Regions from separate parts of the Mus musculus genome. Here region 2 is linked to region 1. The links are chromatin loops, found by intact Hi-C in ENCODE. Cell type or tissue: heart. All regions are shown on one strand.

What was found. Hi-C counts contacts between places; a loop is a spot of excess contacts. Peaks named below come from ENCODE experiments on the same cell type or tissue, not always from the same donor. Only the 100,000 strongest peaks of a DNase experiment are listed, where the experiment ranks them.
Region 2: a loop joins it to region 1, with 6 times the contacts of the local background. A loop is called at or near these places in 15 of 42 quality-filtered maps.

The regions. Positions count from the first base shown.
Region 1 is chr9:99,576,594-99,584,593 of GRCm38, forward strand. Dbr1 (debranching RNA lariats 1) reads left to right here. Exons shown (of 8, transcript NM_031403.3): 2 at 1-107; 3 at 1,848-1,928; 4 at 2,764-2,849; 5 at 3,546-3,770; 6 at 5,429-5,509; 7 at 5,724-5,869; 8 at 6,719-7,750. The coding sequence ends at 7,430. Among named protein-coding and RNA genes, the nearest start is that of Dbr1, 4.8 kb to the left of the region's middle. In heart, a CTCF peak has its summit at 4,297 (motif pointing left); no DNase peak of the experiment used is centred here; H3K4me3 peaks cover 1,024 bases.
Region 2 is chr9:99,464,846-99,472,845 of GRCm38, forward strand. It overlaps Nme9 (NME/NM23 family member 9), which reads left to right. Exons shown (of 10, transcript NM_001165957.1): 5 at 3,331-3,413; 6 at 3,782-3,874; 7 at 4,756-4,910; 8 at 5,945-6,085. It overlaps 1600029I14Rik (RIKEN cDNA 1600029I14 gene), which reads left to right and starts at 5,576. Exons shown (of 2, transcript NR_028123.1): 1 at 5,576-6,081. In heart, a CTCF peak has its summit at 4,982; no DNase peak of the experiment used is centred here.

The DNA of each region.
Region 1 (8,000 bases):
AAAGGCCCCGGTTCTCACCATCTTCATTGGAGGAAACCATGAAGCCTCAAACCATTTGCAAGAGTTACCCTATGGTGGCTGGGTAGCGCCGAATATTTATTATTTAGGTATGTGTTTATGTGCACTTTTTTTGGTCTTGTCAGAATCTGTACCAGCTGGGCAGCTTCTAGAAGACATGTGGTGAATGCCATTAACTTAAATAATCATGAGAATTGAGTTAAAATAGTTATTAAATGGCCAGTCATGAACATACATCCATTTTCTTCTAGAGGTTTAAATAATAGCTAATATGATGACAAGTTTTTTTTTTTGTAGTCTCTTTGCTTTTTTCTTATTGCATTAAACTTTATAATGGAAAATGCTAAACATACATAAAAATACCGAGTAGTTTAATAAATTTCTTTACTTGTTAACCTCAACTCCTATTACTTTGTTCTACTCCCATATTTAAATATCCAGTATTGTTTAAACTTTTCCTGAGGGAGATGGCTGGGATGCCTTAAAGCAAATCCTAACCACTGGGTTATTTCATTTGTGGATTTTTAAGTACATGACTCCCCCTACCCCAAGATGTATTTATTTATCTACCGTGTATACAGTGTTCTGAGTGCATATGTGCCTACAGAGCACCAGATCCCATTATAGATGGTTAGAAGCCACCATGTGGTGCTGGGAATTGAACTCGGGACCTGTGGAAAAGCATCCAGTGCTCTGAGCCATCTCTCCAGCCCCTAAGTACATGACTTTCGAGTGATAGATTTTTTTTAGACACACGTAGTTCTGGTGCCATTTTATACCTAACTATAGTGAGTTAGTCCTTCTCTCGTGCCTTGTCCATACGCATTTCTCTGCATGTCTCAGTTACCGGATCTACAAATGACTTGCTCAGGTAGGATCCAAATATTTGGTGTTCAGGGCTCTGCCTCTTAGACTCTTTATCCTTCCTTCCCTTGTTTCTGTTTTCTGTTTCCTCTATGGTTTGTGTGTTGTAGGCAGTGAGGTTGATTGCCCTGTAGCATTTCCTGGGCTCTGGATTTAGCTGACTGGATTTACTATGATATCACTTGAAGTGTTCCTTTTGTTTTTCATCTTTTAAAGTTTGCAGGTCTTTTATCTCTTTATATAAGTGATTGTTTCTAGAATAATGTTCAAGTTTTTCTAGTGATGAAATCTTAACTTTGGGAATTTTGTTTCTCTGTCATTACTGATTTGCCATCTTTCAACAATCTCAGTATTATGAAGAGATGAATTTGGGCTGGGCATGTTTTTAATTCCAACACTGTAGCGGCAGAGGCAGGCTGATCTCTAGGAGTTTTGAGGCCAGCCAGGTCTATGGAGTGAATTCCAGGTCATCCAGAACTGCATCATAAGACCTGTCTCAAACAAATGAAAAGACAAGGTGGGATTGTCAGTTGAGTTGAAAATGAAAATGTAGAAATGCAGTGCTCTTTGGACATTACACCTGCTGACTTGACTCCCACTGTGTAAGGCCATCACAGGACATTGTCCTTCCCCTTCACTTTCTCCCACATAATTGCATGTTCAGCTGGGTACCACAGTACACTGTTAGGTATCACCATGCACTGTTAGGTACCACAGTTCACTGTTTGCTTTTAACATCCTGTCTCTTCATCCTTTTAGAATCCACTTAGTTTCTTGTCTGATTGGTTCCAGGCCTACTCTGCCTTGTGGATCATCAGCATATAACAGTGTGTGAAGAGGGATGGCAAATACTTTCAAATGATTTAAGGACCGCATAGAATTTCAGGCTTCTAAAAGATTTCTTTTCTTTTCTTAGTAGATTCTTTTTTGCTTAAACCGTTTTACTAAAATGCATAATTTTTCAGGCTTGGCTGGTGTTGTCAAATACCGAGGAGTAAGGATTGGTGGCATCTCTGGCATATTTAAATCTCATGATTATAGAAAAGGTATTGTTCTGACGGGATTACTTTTATAGTTTAGAGCTTGCATGCCCTCTAGTAAAATAACCAAAATTTATAGTTTGACTTATTCATCAGATTCCTTCTGTAAATGATATTATTCTTAATTTTTTATTATAAGTATTTTATGGACAGGAAAATGTAGATGCTATATAGTATATCTATGTGTCCATGATCTAGTTTTATTAGAATTTTTTCAGGGTTTGCCATTTTAATTTTGACTTTTAAGAAATACAACAGTATAGGTATAGTAGAAGTTCACTGACTTGACTGTCGGATTCCTCTTCTTCCCCCTCTGGTAGCCAGGGAATCGCAGTTTCCAGCTTGGTGTTTATCATTCACTTGGTTATTTCATGTCACTGCCGAGTACACAGGGTTCAGTGTGTTTCCACCTTGTGTAAATGTGTTGCGTTGCTTGCATCTTTTTGCAGCTTACTTGCTGCTTTAACGAGTTTCTGAAGTCCAGGTCATTACTTACCTGTAATCTGCTCATTTGTCTGTAGATAGTAGTTCATTGTTTAGACACACCGCAGTTACCTTTCATTTCACAGTATCTAAGTGGTTTTTGGTTAGAGCAGTGGCTTACATTCATATAGATTTCACAAATTTCCTGAGTTAAATTGACAACTAAAGTGTACATATTTAATGTAACTGTTAATTGAAAGTCTACTTCCTCATCCTTGCCCCTCTGCTCTCCATGCTAATCTGTTGGCATGGACTCCACACATGGGCGGGCTCTGTGTTCCATGGGCTGTGTGAATGCGAATTGGGAATCTCTTTTGGAAAGACAATGGTCATATGGTTTATTTCTCTTCAATTTAAGGTCATTTTGAGTGCCCCCCTTATAATTCATCTACCATAAGGAGTATATATCATGTGAGAAATATAGAGGTCTACAAATTAAAACAGGTATGTGAAAAGTATATAACAGTGATTTGAAGTAAATTTAAATTTGTAGAATGTTTGATTATATTGACTTGCAATATTTGACTACTACCACTTTAGTGTTTCTAAAATACAGTTTGGATAGGTTTTTGGAGGTTCACAGTTGAACAAATTTTAATTTTTTTTTTTTTTGGTTTTTTGAGACAGGGTTTCTCTGTATAGCCCTGGCTGTCCTGGAACTCACTCTGTAGACCAGGCTGGCCTCAAACTCATAGATTTTAATTTTTAATGGTTAAAACTTTATTGTAACAAACAGTTGTAATTTAATTTGTGATTGCACAAATTATACTTAGGTTAAGGATAAAAAGTATATGCTGAAATAAAATGATATATTTTTTTAAAGATTTATTTACTTTATGTATGTGAGTATACTGTTGCTCTCCTCAGACATACTAGAAAAAGTCATCAGATCCCATTACAGATGGCAGTGAGCCACCATGTGGTTGCTGGGAATTGAACTCAGGACCTCTGGAAGGGCAGTCAGTGCTCTTAACCGCTGAGCCAGCTCTCCAGCCCAAGCTTAGTATTTTTATCAATTTTCTTAAAGTATCCCTAGGATGAATTAGCACAGAAAGCAAGAGGGGGTGCATGGTTGGGGAGGGAGTTGTTTTGGGTTGCTCTCTTTCTAAGGATTTTCTTTCTGTTTTTCTGTCCTTAAAGTTAAAGCAGCCTGTACATATATTCTTGTCTCATGATTGGCCAAGAAATATATATCATTATGGCAATAAGAAGCAGCTTCTTAAGACCAAATCTTTTTTCCGCCAAGAAGTGGAAAACAGCACCCTGGGGAGCCCCGCTGCCTCGGAGCTGCTGGAGCACCTACAGCCTGCGTACTGGTTCTCCGCGCACCTGCATGTCAAGTTCGCAGCCCTGATGCAGCATCAGGTAGGACAGAAAACCAGAGAACCCAGTTTACGTCTTAGGAGTTGCTCCCTCAGTACTCAGTGTGGGGAGAAATGAGCAAGCGATGACAAGCAGGGTGGGTGTGGGGGCAGGGCTGAGGTGCTTGAGGGTAGCTGCTTCAGACTGGTACACTGGGGTTGGTCTAGTTTTCGAGAGGGAAAATTTCCAGTGAAGTGCATGGTTGAGCTGAATCTAAAGTGCCAGGAGGAAATAGAGTCTATGAGTGTTTTAATAGAGGGACCAACGTGTTTGAAGACTGAAAGGTCCCAGAGCCCAGCTCCTGTCCCTGAGGTGTAGAGACAGAGACAGCTGGAGCAGAACCAGAACTGCTTCTGGACAGAGCCTGGGCACCTGTTCCTTCTAGAGTAGGTCCACGTTAGAAAGGGCCTTGGAGGGATGGCTCAGCAGTTAACACTGGCTGCTCTTCCAGAGGTCCTCAATTCAATCACAGCAACCACATGGTGGCTTACCACCATCTCTAAAGGGTTTGGTGCCCTCCTCTGGCATGTAGGTGTATATGCAGACAGAGTATTCCTACATTTTAAAAAAATACATAAACTTAAAAGGGGGAAGGCTTTGGGATATTTCCAAATAAAACTGTTTCCGGAGCATTGTACCTCCAGTGCAGAGAAGGTTTGCTCCAGTAGCTTTGGAAAGCATTGTGTGTCACCTCCACAAAGACAGTGCCCTTTGGGCCATTAGACCTCTGAGAAGGTCTCTAGAAGCAGAAAGAAACCTCCAGCTGCTGACCCACAGTTCAATTTTGTTGTTAGCTTTTTTTTTCTTATTTTTTTTATTTTAACAATTTATTTATTTTATAAATGTGAGTACACTGTCAATTTCCTCAGACACACCAGAAGAGGGCATCAGATCCCGTTACAGAGAGCTGTGAGCCATCATTGTGTTTACTGGGAATTGAACTCAGGACCTTCAGAAGAGCAGCCAGTGCTATTAACCGCTGAGCCATCTCTTCAGCCTCTTGTTGTTGTTGGGGTTTTGTTTGTTTGTTTGTTTGTTTGTTTTGAGACAAGGTTTCTCTCTATAGCCCTGGCTGTCCTAGAACTCACTCTGTAGACCAGGCTGGCCTCTAACTCACAGAGATCCACCTGCCTCTCCCTCTGGAGTGTTGGAATTAAGGGCATACGAGACCATCTAGCTGACAGACACTGTGTCCATCACATCCCAGACTCTATTGTGCCTGTTTGTAATCACCTTTGCATCCTTAGCTGTAGACACGCACGGTTTGAGCTGTGCTTCTTCTGATTAATTCCTGTAAAAGAATCATAAAGTACAGGTGTTTAGCAGCGGGTTTCTGTCATTTGTTTGTGTGAGTCACTTGTGTCACGCGTGTCAGTGTTTAACGACATGGTGATCATCATCGTCATCTCAGTGTTTGTTCTGAATTATGGAAGAAACGGCAGCCAGCAGTAGTTAATGCTTTCCACATCATTGCCCATGTGTGTGCAGACTGCCTTCCCCTCTTCTCTTCTCTTCTTTCTTATTTATTTCCTCACTTGGTAGTCATTCTTTCAACATAGAATTGGGAGCATGTGTAAGAAGTATTATTTCTCCTCGATTCAATGTATGAATTCCTTGTTGTGATGTTTTAAAATTCTTACATCGTGGTTTGTATCATCTAGGCCACAGATAAAGACCAAGCAGGCAAAGAAACCAAGTTTTTAGCCTTGGACAAGTGCTTGCCACACAGAGACTTCCTTCAGGTAAGAACAAAAGGAGTCATTTTACAAAAGTCCTACTCTTCCAGTGATTTTTAAAGAACTAGCTACTTCCAAATTTATTTGTGCTATTTATAATTTACGTTTTTGGGAATTCTTTGATGTTGCTTATGTTAACATTTTAAAATTTAATTAATTTAAAATGATTAGACTGTTAAATATAAATGAATTACCTAAAATTTCCGATTTTGTCCTCTAGGTGTTAGAGATAGAACATGACCCCAGTGCTCCTGAGTACTTAGAGTATGACGTTGAATGGCTTACTGTTCTCAGGGCCACTGATGACCTGATTAATGTGACTGGGGGCCTGTGGAATATGCCTGAAGACAACGGTCTGCACACAAGGTGCGTCTGCTCCCTCAGAGCTTGCCTTCTGCCCTGCATGTGCAGTGTGGTCTCTCATCTGTGTTGTGTTCTGATTCCTGAGGAGTTTGCTTGTCTGCAGAACGGAGGGAGAAGCAAGGTGGCAATGGTTTTGGGTTCTGAGCATCTAGCAAGCTTCTAGCATGTGCCTGCTCGATGACCTGTGAGCTGTAGTCGTTCCTCTGGTCTCTGATTGGGCCTAACTTAGGGATATATACCCCCTGGTTCTGGCACTGACTGGCCATGAGACCCCAACTTTGTACTCACAGTTAACTGACTATTATGTTTATTCTAAAGATTCTTTGCTAAGTTAATTATAATTTTACCATGTGGGGTTTTTAAATTTTTATTTTATGCAGATGGGTATTTTCCCTGTATGAATGTCAGTGCATCATGCATTGCCTGGCACTGACAGGCCAGAATTGGGAGTCCATCCCTGGAACTGGAATTACAAATGGCTGTGAGATGACAGTAGATGCAGGGAATGGAACCCAAACCCTCTGGGAAAGTAGCGTCTATTCTTAACCATTGAGCCGTCTCTGCAGCTCTTATGTAGAATTTTCGTTTTGTTTTTTGTGACGGGGTCCCTCTGTGTAGCCTTGGCTGTCCTGGAACTCACTCTGTAGACCAGGCTGGCCTCGAACTCAGAGATCCGCCTGCCTCTGCCGCCTGAGTGCTGGGATTAAAGACCTGTGCTACCACCGCCCAGCTTTTATGTAGAATTTTTAACATTTCATTTTTACTCCTTGTATCTGGAGTCCATACTTAGGTTTCATTGCTTATTGTTTGAAGGTAATAACTTGTATAAACCAGCTGCTCTGATTGTTACAGGTGGGATTATAGTGCAACGGAAGAAACTATGAAGGAAGTAATGGAAAAATTGAACCATGACCCTAAAGTCCCCTGTAACTTCACCATGACAGCTGCTTGTTATGATCCCAGTAAGCCCCAGACACAAGTGAAGCTGGTTCACAGGATCAATCCACAGACGACTGAGTTCTGTGCCCAGCTTGGCATCACAGACATCAATGTCATGATTCAGAAGGCCAGAGAGGAAGAGCACCATCAGTGTGGTGAATATGAGCAGCAGGGTGACCCGGGGACTGAGGAGTCTGAAGAGGACCGGAGTGAGTACAACACAGACACGTCGGCCCTCTCCTCCATTAATCCAGATGAAATCATGCTGGATGAAGAGGAGGAGGAGGAGGAGGAGGAGGAGGAGGCTGTAAGCGCTCACAGTGACATGAACACACCTTCTGTGGAACCTGCTTCTGACCAGGCTTCTGACCTCTCTACAAGCTTTTCTGACATCAGGAACTTACCAAGTTCCATGTTTGTGTCCTCTGACGATGCATCCCGTTCTCCAGCAAGTGGAGAGGGGAAATGTGGTGAAACGGTGGAGTCTGGGGATGAAAAAGACTTGGCTAAGTTTCCTCTGAAGCGGCTGAGTGATGAACACGAACCTGAACAAAGGAAGAAAATAAAGAGGAGGAACCAAGCCATCTACGCTGCAGTGGATGATGGGGATGCTAGTGCCGAGTGAGACAGAGGCTGGACTGTGATAAATGTAGGGGTGGGATTTCCAGACCCTGTTTTTAGGGCAGAATTTCTGATTTATTACTGGACTTTGTAATAATGAAATGATGGAATTTTGGTTATAAGCTCTGTATTTAGATGTATGTTTATATGATTCAGATATAGACTTATTAAATTTCATATGAGATTTGATTGATGACCATTTTTAAGACATTCACTTCCATAGTTTTCAGCACTTAGTACACATGAATTTTGAGAAACACTGTTCTCTAAGATGGGACTATAAAGATTTTGTAAATACATTAAATGCCACTTAATTGCTGAAATTATCCTATTGGCTCTTGTATATTACATTTTGACTGAATTTTTATGTAACTTTGGTACCTATATTCAAGTTATCTTGGGATTGTACAGTTTAATATTAAATGATATTATATTAATATGTAATTATTCAATGTTAATTACATCTGACAAGAGTGTATAAATGCTGTCCATCCTGCTGCATGACAGCTCAATCGATGGTAGTGAAGTCTTCTCAGAGATCCATGTGGACCAACCCTTGTCTGGAGTCACAGCA
Region 2 (8,000 bases), 110 kb before region 1:
CTTCTAGAAACGTCAGTAATAATGGAGAAGAGGAGCGAGGAATTCCTGTCTGAGCTGGAGAGTTCATGTTTCCCTTACTATCTCCTTTTAAAACACCAGAAGCCCTCACGTCCCCTGTTTACAGCCCCACCCCCTCTCTCCCTCTTTCTCTAGCTGCTATCAGCCATAAGTCTCATAGGCACTGTGCCATGTCCTTTCCTGAACCTTCCTATGAGAAGAGTGGCCCAGCTGCATTTGAGGACCAGAGAGTTAGACAGGCTCCCACTGGGAAGATGGCTTGCATTAACAGCCAAGATGCCAGGGAACCGGGACTGGATACAACGGGTGGAGGGAAGCTTGAGATACACGGCTGTTTCTCATAGGTGCACAGTAAGGACGGTTGGGATCAGAATCTGCCAGGCATGGCTTAGTGTAAGACTCTGCTGAGCTTTAATTACCAGTTATCCCTCCAGCCCCGCCCCCAGGGAACAATGCGGAGCTGGGGTCAATGTAAAAGCAAGAGGAATTTATTTATTTATTTATTTATTTATTTAGTTAGTTAGTTAGTTAGTTTTTCAAGATAGGGTTTCTCTGTGTAGTCCTGGCTGTCCTGGAACTCACTCTGTAGACCAGGCTGGCCTCGAACTCAGAAATCCACCTGCCTCTGCCTCCCAAGTGCTGGGATTAAAGGTGTATGCCACTACCGCCCGACCAAGAGGAATTTATTGTTCTAGTGCACTGGGCTCATCCCAGACCCGAAGGAGAGGTGGCAACCCCAGAGAAGCAGCCATTAGGCACAATGTGATTGGCAGAACAGTGTGACTTTTAAACTGATTGGTCCTTAGGGAATGAGGTAGCAAGAAGTGGCCAATGGCTGGTCCACTGGTCTTCCAGAGGGATGCCAGCCTTTCTCTTCCAGGAGGTGAGGGGTGCCTATATGCTCCCTGACCTGTCTCTTCTAGGAGGAGAGGGGTGCCTGGCAGAATTTTCCAACGTTCCTGAGCTGACCTCTACATTGGGAAAACCAGGAAACCACAGAGAAGTCCATCTGTGATTTGACTCTCACAAGAAATAGCCTTTCTACACTATCACCTCTTCTCTGCTCTGCTCTATCCGCAGCCAAGTCTCTTTGACCCAGAACACCACATGAAACCCTTTCTCTACCTCAGCCTCTTCTGCTTCTTAGCTAAGATTTGTGAACTCTGTCCATGTCTTGGGCCGCCCCTCACCTCCATTCCTGCTGACCTGCTGTGGCCTGGCCCTGAACCCATTGCTCCTCAATGGGTGCTCATGAGAGGCCCTCCCTGCTGCCAAAGTCCACAGTCTCCTTTTTTGTTTGTTTTTTTAAAGATTTATTTATTTATTTTATGTATATGAATACAATGTTGCTTTCTTCAGACACACCAGAAGAGGGCATAGGATCCCATTTCAGATGGTTGTGAGCCACCATGTGGTTTCTGGGAATTGAACCCAGGATCTCTGAAAGAGCAGTCAGTGCTCTTAACCACTGGGTCAGCTCTCCAGCCCCAACCACAGTCTCTTGAATCAGAAAGTGGTCACCATAGTCTCTTGAATCAGAAAAGGTTGCTATTCATTGTGCCCATGTGCCTTTCTTCTCTATGCCCCCTTAGCCATGTGTGTGTGTGTGTGTGTATGCATGTATTGGGAGATGGAACCTAGGCCCTCATACTTGCTAGGCCAGTGTCTCAACCTCTGAGCTACAGTTCAAGCCCCCTCTGTCTGGCTTCTGAGATAACATCTTTCTCTTTCTCTGGCCTCTTTTCCTGGGTTTCCCACTTTGAGCTGAGGCTGGGGGAAGAGGCCCACAAGGGCCTTGTCTCCTCTTCCTCTACCCTTTAGGTGATCTCATGAGCCCACCACTTCAACCCAGAGTCAGTCGTAGGAGCGCCTTAACATCAAGTGTCCCCAGCCTATCAGAAATGGTGGCCATAGAAAAATACACAGGCTGTTGCTTAGGGTGACGTACACTGTGCAAGTCAGCTTTCTGTCGCCATTCAAGACACTTGGGATAATCATCTTATATTGGCAAGATGTTTCCTTTGCTCAGAGTTCTGGGGGCTTCTGCCCAAGACCAGTTGGTCCAGATGCTTTAGAGCCTGTGGTAAAGGCTCTAGGCAGGGACATACAGTGGAGCAAGGATCTCACAGCCAGGAAGCAAAGGAGCAAGAGTGCCACAACCTGCCTGTCAGCTACCTCCCAACAGGGCCACAGGATGGGGACCGAGGGTCCCTAGGCGACACTTGTCTAATGGATAGCATACACCTATAAATAGAAAATAGGTGGTGGGAAATGGTGATTCTGTAGAAGATGCCGGTAAGTTACCAAGGGCAAGTTCATGTCAATAGGAACGCAACAGAAATGGGCTCCTGGACCACACAAATTGTCGCTTACAGAATTCCCATAGCTCGGACCTAGGTGGCCCCGGGTCACCAAGGCTGACCCCAAGCGATGTCAAAACTAAAGCTAAAACTGAAACAAAACAACAACAACAACAACAACAACAACAACAACAACAACAACAAAGGCTCACACTGTTCTGGCTGACCTCTCAGGAAACCTGAAGAGGGACAGAGGGGTTTGAAGCTGGAATCTAGTAGCCGAGAAGCACAAAGTTCAGATGCAGAGCGCGGGGCAACCTTTTCTGTCACACACACAAAAAAGGTGAAAAACTGGAAGGGGCCTGGAGAGCGGCTCAGCGGTTAGGAACACTGGCTGCTCTTCCAGAGGACTCGGTTTCTACTCCGGCACTCACAAGGCAGCTCACGTCTGTAACTTCAGACACAGGGAATTCAATGCCTTCTTGGGCCTCCGTGGGTACTGTATGGCCATGGTGCACAGGCATACAGGTAGGAAAAAATATCCATGCCTATAAATTTATTTGGCAAAAGCAAAGGAGTCATGAGAACAAGAAGAAAACCAGACAGGCAGCAGTTAAAGCCGAGAGCCACAAGAGGGGGACAGGAAAGCCTGAGGGTGGCTGGCCCTTGTGTCCTCTGCTCCTGTGTCCCTTGCTCACCCATCTCCAGGCAGCTCGTTCAGCCATTCCAAGTTTGCTTCTGAAGAGTCTTTTGGAAATGTCCACCCCCGTGTGTCCCCAGACCAGAGTTCAGAGAGTCAGACTTTGCCCACCCAAGTCAGGCTGGGGTTCCTGGCTGTGCTCTGGTGCCAGATTGGTGCCATTCCCTAGAGTCTGAGTCTATGGAGACCTGGAGCCCAAGCCTGTCCCTGGTACTTGCTGCAATGGAGCAATGTTTCAGCTGGCACTGAAACAATACTGTCCCTGCCAATGGCTTCCCAGCCATCTGACAGCGCTCCCCTGGTTAATTTCAGCGTCATCAGGAAAGACCTGTACATTGGGCATCATTAAGCCAGATGCAGTGGCCCATGGGAAGGCTGAGGAAATCATCATGAAGGTGGGAGGCGCATGACGTACCTTGAGTAACTGTTCTCAGGTCCCCTGCGGTAGATGCACAGGGATGGGGGCAGCAGGCTCTGGGATGCATTGAGGGAAGAAGGCTTCTGATGAGTTCTAACTCAGATTCTGTTCAAGGGTTACAACACTGTTAGATCTGAGTGGGGGGCTGCTGAGGGTGCTAAGGACCTGCATTGCTTTTCTCTTTTCATTAAGATCACTGCAAGTGTGGCCTTGAGTTACATCTGAGGAATGCACACTTATATGTATATGTACGTGTGCATGTATATATGTATATATGTGTGTGTATATATGTGTGTGTGTGTGTGTGTGTGTGTGTGTATAATGTATATTACATATATTCTGCAGATCCAGGAAGCAGGATTTGACATACTATTAAAAGAAGAGAGAACCCTGACAGAGGCAGAAATGCAAGCGTTCTATCAACACAGAGCCAGAGAGGTCAGCTCATCTGCTTCTATTGGTCCATCTCATCCTCTCTCCTCCTCCGACACTCTGGTGATAGGTTGATAGCCTCTCGGGGGAATAAACATGAAGAACAAGAACATGAACGGCAGGTGGGTGGGTAATGGATTTGCAGCTCAGAATACGATCGGAGCCTGTACTGCTCAAGTATCGTGGCTGCAAGGAAACTATTTTAACAGTCAGCAACGGAATAAAGATGTTTATTAGAAGGATGCTCCGTAACTCCCAGAGCCGATGACAGAGAATGAGAAAGGTTAACAAGGATGCTTGGTGAGAAGGGGGACCAAGGAAAGTCTAGGGCCCACAGACGCCAAAGCCTTAGGCAAACCGCTCAAGACGTCGCCGCCTGCCACTTAATCTTGCTTTCTCTGCTTGCTTCTGCTTATGATTTGCGGGCTTGGGGAGTAGGGCTGAGGGCTGTTATAGGTCACAGCCCCACTTCCTAGGTCAGAGGTGTGATAGTTGCTAAGCATCACGGTTGTGAAATGAGGAACAAGGGAAATGAAGGAGGGGATCTTTTCCAGAGGAGCACTGGTATTGAAGGAGAAGGGCCGCAGTCTACACTGTACCCTTGGAGACCCAATACCCATGTATTACATATCCAAACACCATTCTTTTAGCATGCCACTACCCAACCTAACTCATGCTCCACCACAGTTCATCTTCCTGGGGTCCTGGAGTGTGACTGGTCATCATCAACAGCAGGCTGAGGTGGCCAGGTCACGGCTGAGTGTCTACAAGCTCACAAGGCTGCTTACTAACCCTCCCTTCCAGCACATGGGTAGTCTGGTTGCGCTGGCCTGCTTCAGGTCTCAGTAGTTCCTGCCCCAGGTCACTGTTTCCTTCCCTGTGCCTAGGAGGCATTTGAGAGGCTAGTACATCACATGTGCAGCGGACCCAGCCACCTCCTGATTCTCACCAAGACCGAGGGCACCGAGGATGTAGTCACCGCTTGGCGAACCTTCCTGGGACCTTGTGACCCCAATGTGGCCAGGAGGGAACATCCCGAAAGGTGACATCAGCTGTAGTCCTTTCAGCCACCTCAAGCTTCATTTGGTGTTTGGTTCAGAATCGTGGGTGATGCTGTCAGCTCTGGTAGCCAGGGGGCGCCTTTCTATATATCTGGGAAGTTTTTGACATCTTCTTACTGTCTGAGTTTCTGAGACTCCCCGACATGGGATCCTACCCCACCCCACCCCTCCCAGATTTCTAAAGGCTGCTGCTGAGTTAGGCTCAGTCACAGATCTCAGGGACCTTCCAAGTCAAAGGCAGCAGTACCGCCTGCCCTGTGGACTTCAGCTACCACAGCCAGTGCTATCTGGAGTCAGCTTCCTGTTCAGCACACCTACCTAGACCTGCTCAGCCTGCTCTATGACCCAGTGAGCAGCTAGCTTGGAGTCCACTGTACCAAATCCACGGGCCTTGGCTTTTGAAGCTGACAGAGAGCCATGGTCAGACAACAGGAAAGAACTTAGCAAAAAACAAAAACAAAACAAACAGAAAAAACAAACAGAAAACAAACAAACAAACAAACCTTAAAGTACTTTGCAGTCCTAAGGGACAAGAGCGTCTAACTGAAGCAACTGGGCTAAGCAAAGCGGCAGATGGCTCAGACCTTAGGTTACCAGCTAATGGGTCAAGTCCCTCCTCCGTTTCCGTTCAGTTCAGTTCAGTTCCCTAGGCTGTGAAGTGGGACTATCCACCCGCAGGCAGCACAGAGGCATTTAGAGCGGCGCTCAGCACATAGGTCCTAACCTAGCTCGACCAGGATTAGGGTTCTTATCAAGATCAGTCATATTGCTGCACGAGAGGCAAGGTGCTAGAGCTCAGCTGTGACCCAACAACAGTGGGAGTTGTAGTCTCTCTCTGGGCAGAAACGTTGCCAGACTCTGTTTAACACCCCTGGGCAGCAGGTGCTGGCACGGCTGATACTCTCCAGTTCTCTACAAAGAGCAAAGCAGTCTGGTAGCTGGTGGTCCTGCTGCCAGAGAGCAATGCATTTCTCTTCAAGTGAAACAATTGTTTCTTTTACATTGTACCAACCAGTCTCCGGGCTCAGTACGGCACAGAAATGCCTTTTAATGCTGTGCATGGAAGCCGGGACAGAGAGGACGCCAACAGAGAGCTGGCGCTGCTCTTCCCCAGTTTCAAGTTCTCAGATAAAGACAAGGAAGCTCCACCGGGTGAGTTGATAATGGCTTTATGACTGTGTGTGTGTAAAACTGACGACTTATCTCCCAACTAGCCAATAAAGTCCTGTTCTGAACACAGGTCACCATGTAACTGGCATCACCATTAATCCATTTGGTGCATTCTTGAAGCAGAAGGGTTGCTTTTTAAGACCAACTGGGCTTTTTTTTTTTTTTTTTTTCCTGCTTATGGTGGAGCCCTACTTCCACCCGTGAGACACGTTGCCTTTCTTTCTGCCAACCATGGGGAAAGTCCTATGACTCTAAACAAATCCAAAGTTTATTTTTATAGGTTCGCACACCCACCCTTTGCAGACTGATCACTCTCATCTTCCACCCACCCTCCCTTCCCCACAAATATCCCTCCAGTGTTCCTATCTGTTCATTTTGTTGTGCGATCCATTAAGATTAGCCAGGGCCATCCGTGTGATCGTGGGTTTGAAGCTATCTGTTAGTGAATGACTGGAGGACTCAGAGAGTCCACCACACTCTTAGGGATCTACCAACAGGGAGGGTTTAGAGGTAAGAAGGCTGAATGAAGCTCATGACGTTGACCTTGTGTGGGCCCAGTGCAGGTAACAGCAGCTGATGTGAGCTAATGTTACAACAGTTTTACGAGTCTGGGGCACAGTACCTTCCGGCCCTCTCTTGCACAACATTCCCAGAGCCTTAGAGGGGGTGGTATACGACTTACTTAGGGCTGGGCCCACTCCTGTCACTCACGTTCCCCATCCTGGGCAGCCATGAATCTTTATTCACTGCTGTCAGGAGGGGTTTCTGATTCAGGCTGAGCAGTGACACCTCTGTCTATTGATCTCGGCTCTGGTACTCGGAAGGCTAAAGTTACTAATAATTCAGTTTAGGTAATCATGAGAATACTCCTCCCCAGACTTGGGTGGTTGGCTAGGCCACCAGGCACTGGTCCTATCCTTGGAGAGGGGCTAGAATCCATGCAGACGGCACTTGGTCATTCTATCAACGTTCAAGCTGCTGCTGTGTACCTTGTTCTTCAAATGGCTTCTTAGTACTTGATGAAGTTAATCCTCTGCCCATCCCCCATCCTCATCTCTCCAATCTCAAGGCCTCCTTCCCCGCCTAAACCTTTCTACCCATGCTGCCCCCTTCTTTTTATGTTCTACTATATGCCTTGCCTTAAGGCAATCCTTACCTCACATCACCGTAATTCACATGCACAGTCCACATGCCTCAAACGGTACCAAACAGTTAACACTATGGTCCTCATATGAGATCATAAGGCATTTGTGCATTTGGGCCTGGATTACCTTACTTAAAATAATTTTCTCCAATCCCATCCATTTCCTTGCACATTTCAGTTTTCTTTAGAGCTGAGCAGTAGTCCACCGTGTATGTACAAACCCTGATCACTCATTAGTTGCTTCCATTTCTTAGCCACTGTGAATAGGGCAGTAATGAACAAGAGCTGTTATCCCTGTCACAGGAACTAGAGTCCTTTGGGTCCATGCCCAGGAGTGGTACTTGTTTTTGAGACTCCTCCAGCCTGATTTCCAGAGTGGCTACAGTGGACAAAGGTTCCCCTCCCCCACGTTAGCTACCATTTTGTTACTAGTTGTTATTAGTGTTCTTGAAAGCCATTCTGTTGGCATGAGATGAAATCTTAAACTGGTTTGTTTTTTTTTTGTTGTTTTTGTTTTTTTTGATTTTCGAGACAGGGTTTCTCTGTGTAGCCCTGGAACTCACTCTGTAGACCAGGCTGGCCTCGAACTCAGAAATCTGCCTGCCTCTGCCTCCCGAGTGCTGGGATTAAAGGCGTGTGCCACCACGCCCGGCTTAAAGTGGTTTTAATGTGCATTTCTTTAATGGCTAAAGTCTTTCTGGGGCTTATTTCAAAGCCAGGTGTTCCTCTCTTGTCTCTGTGTCCTCCCCACTTCCCT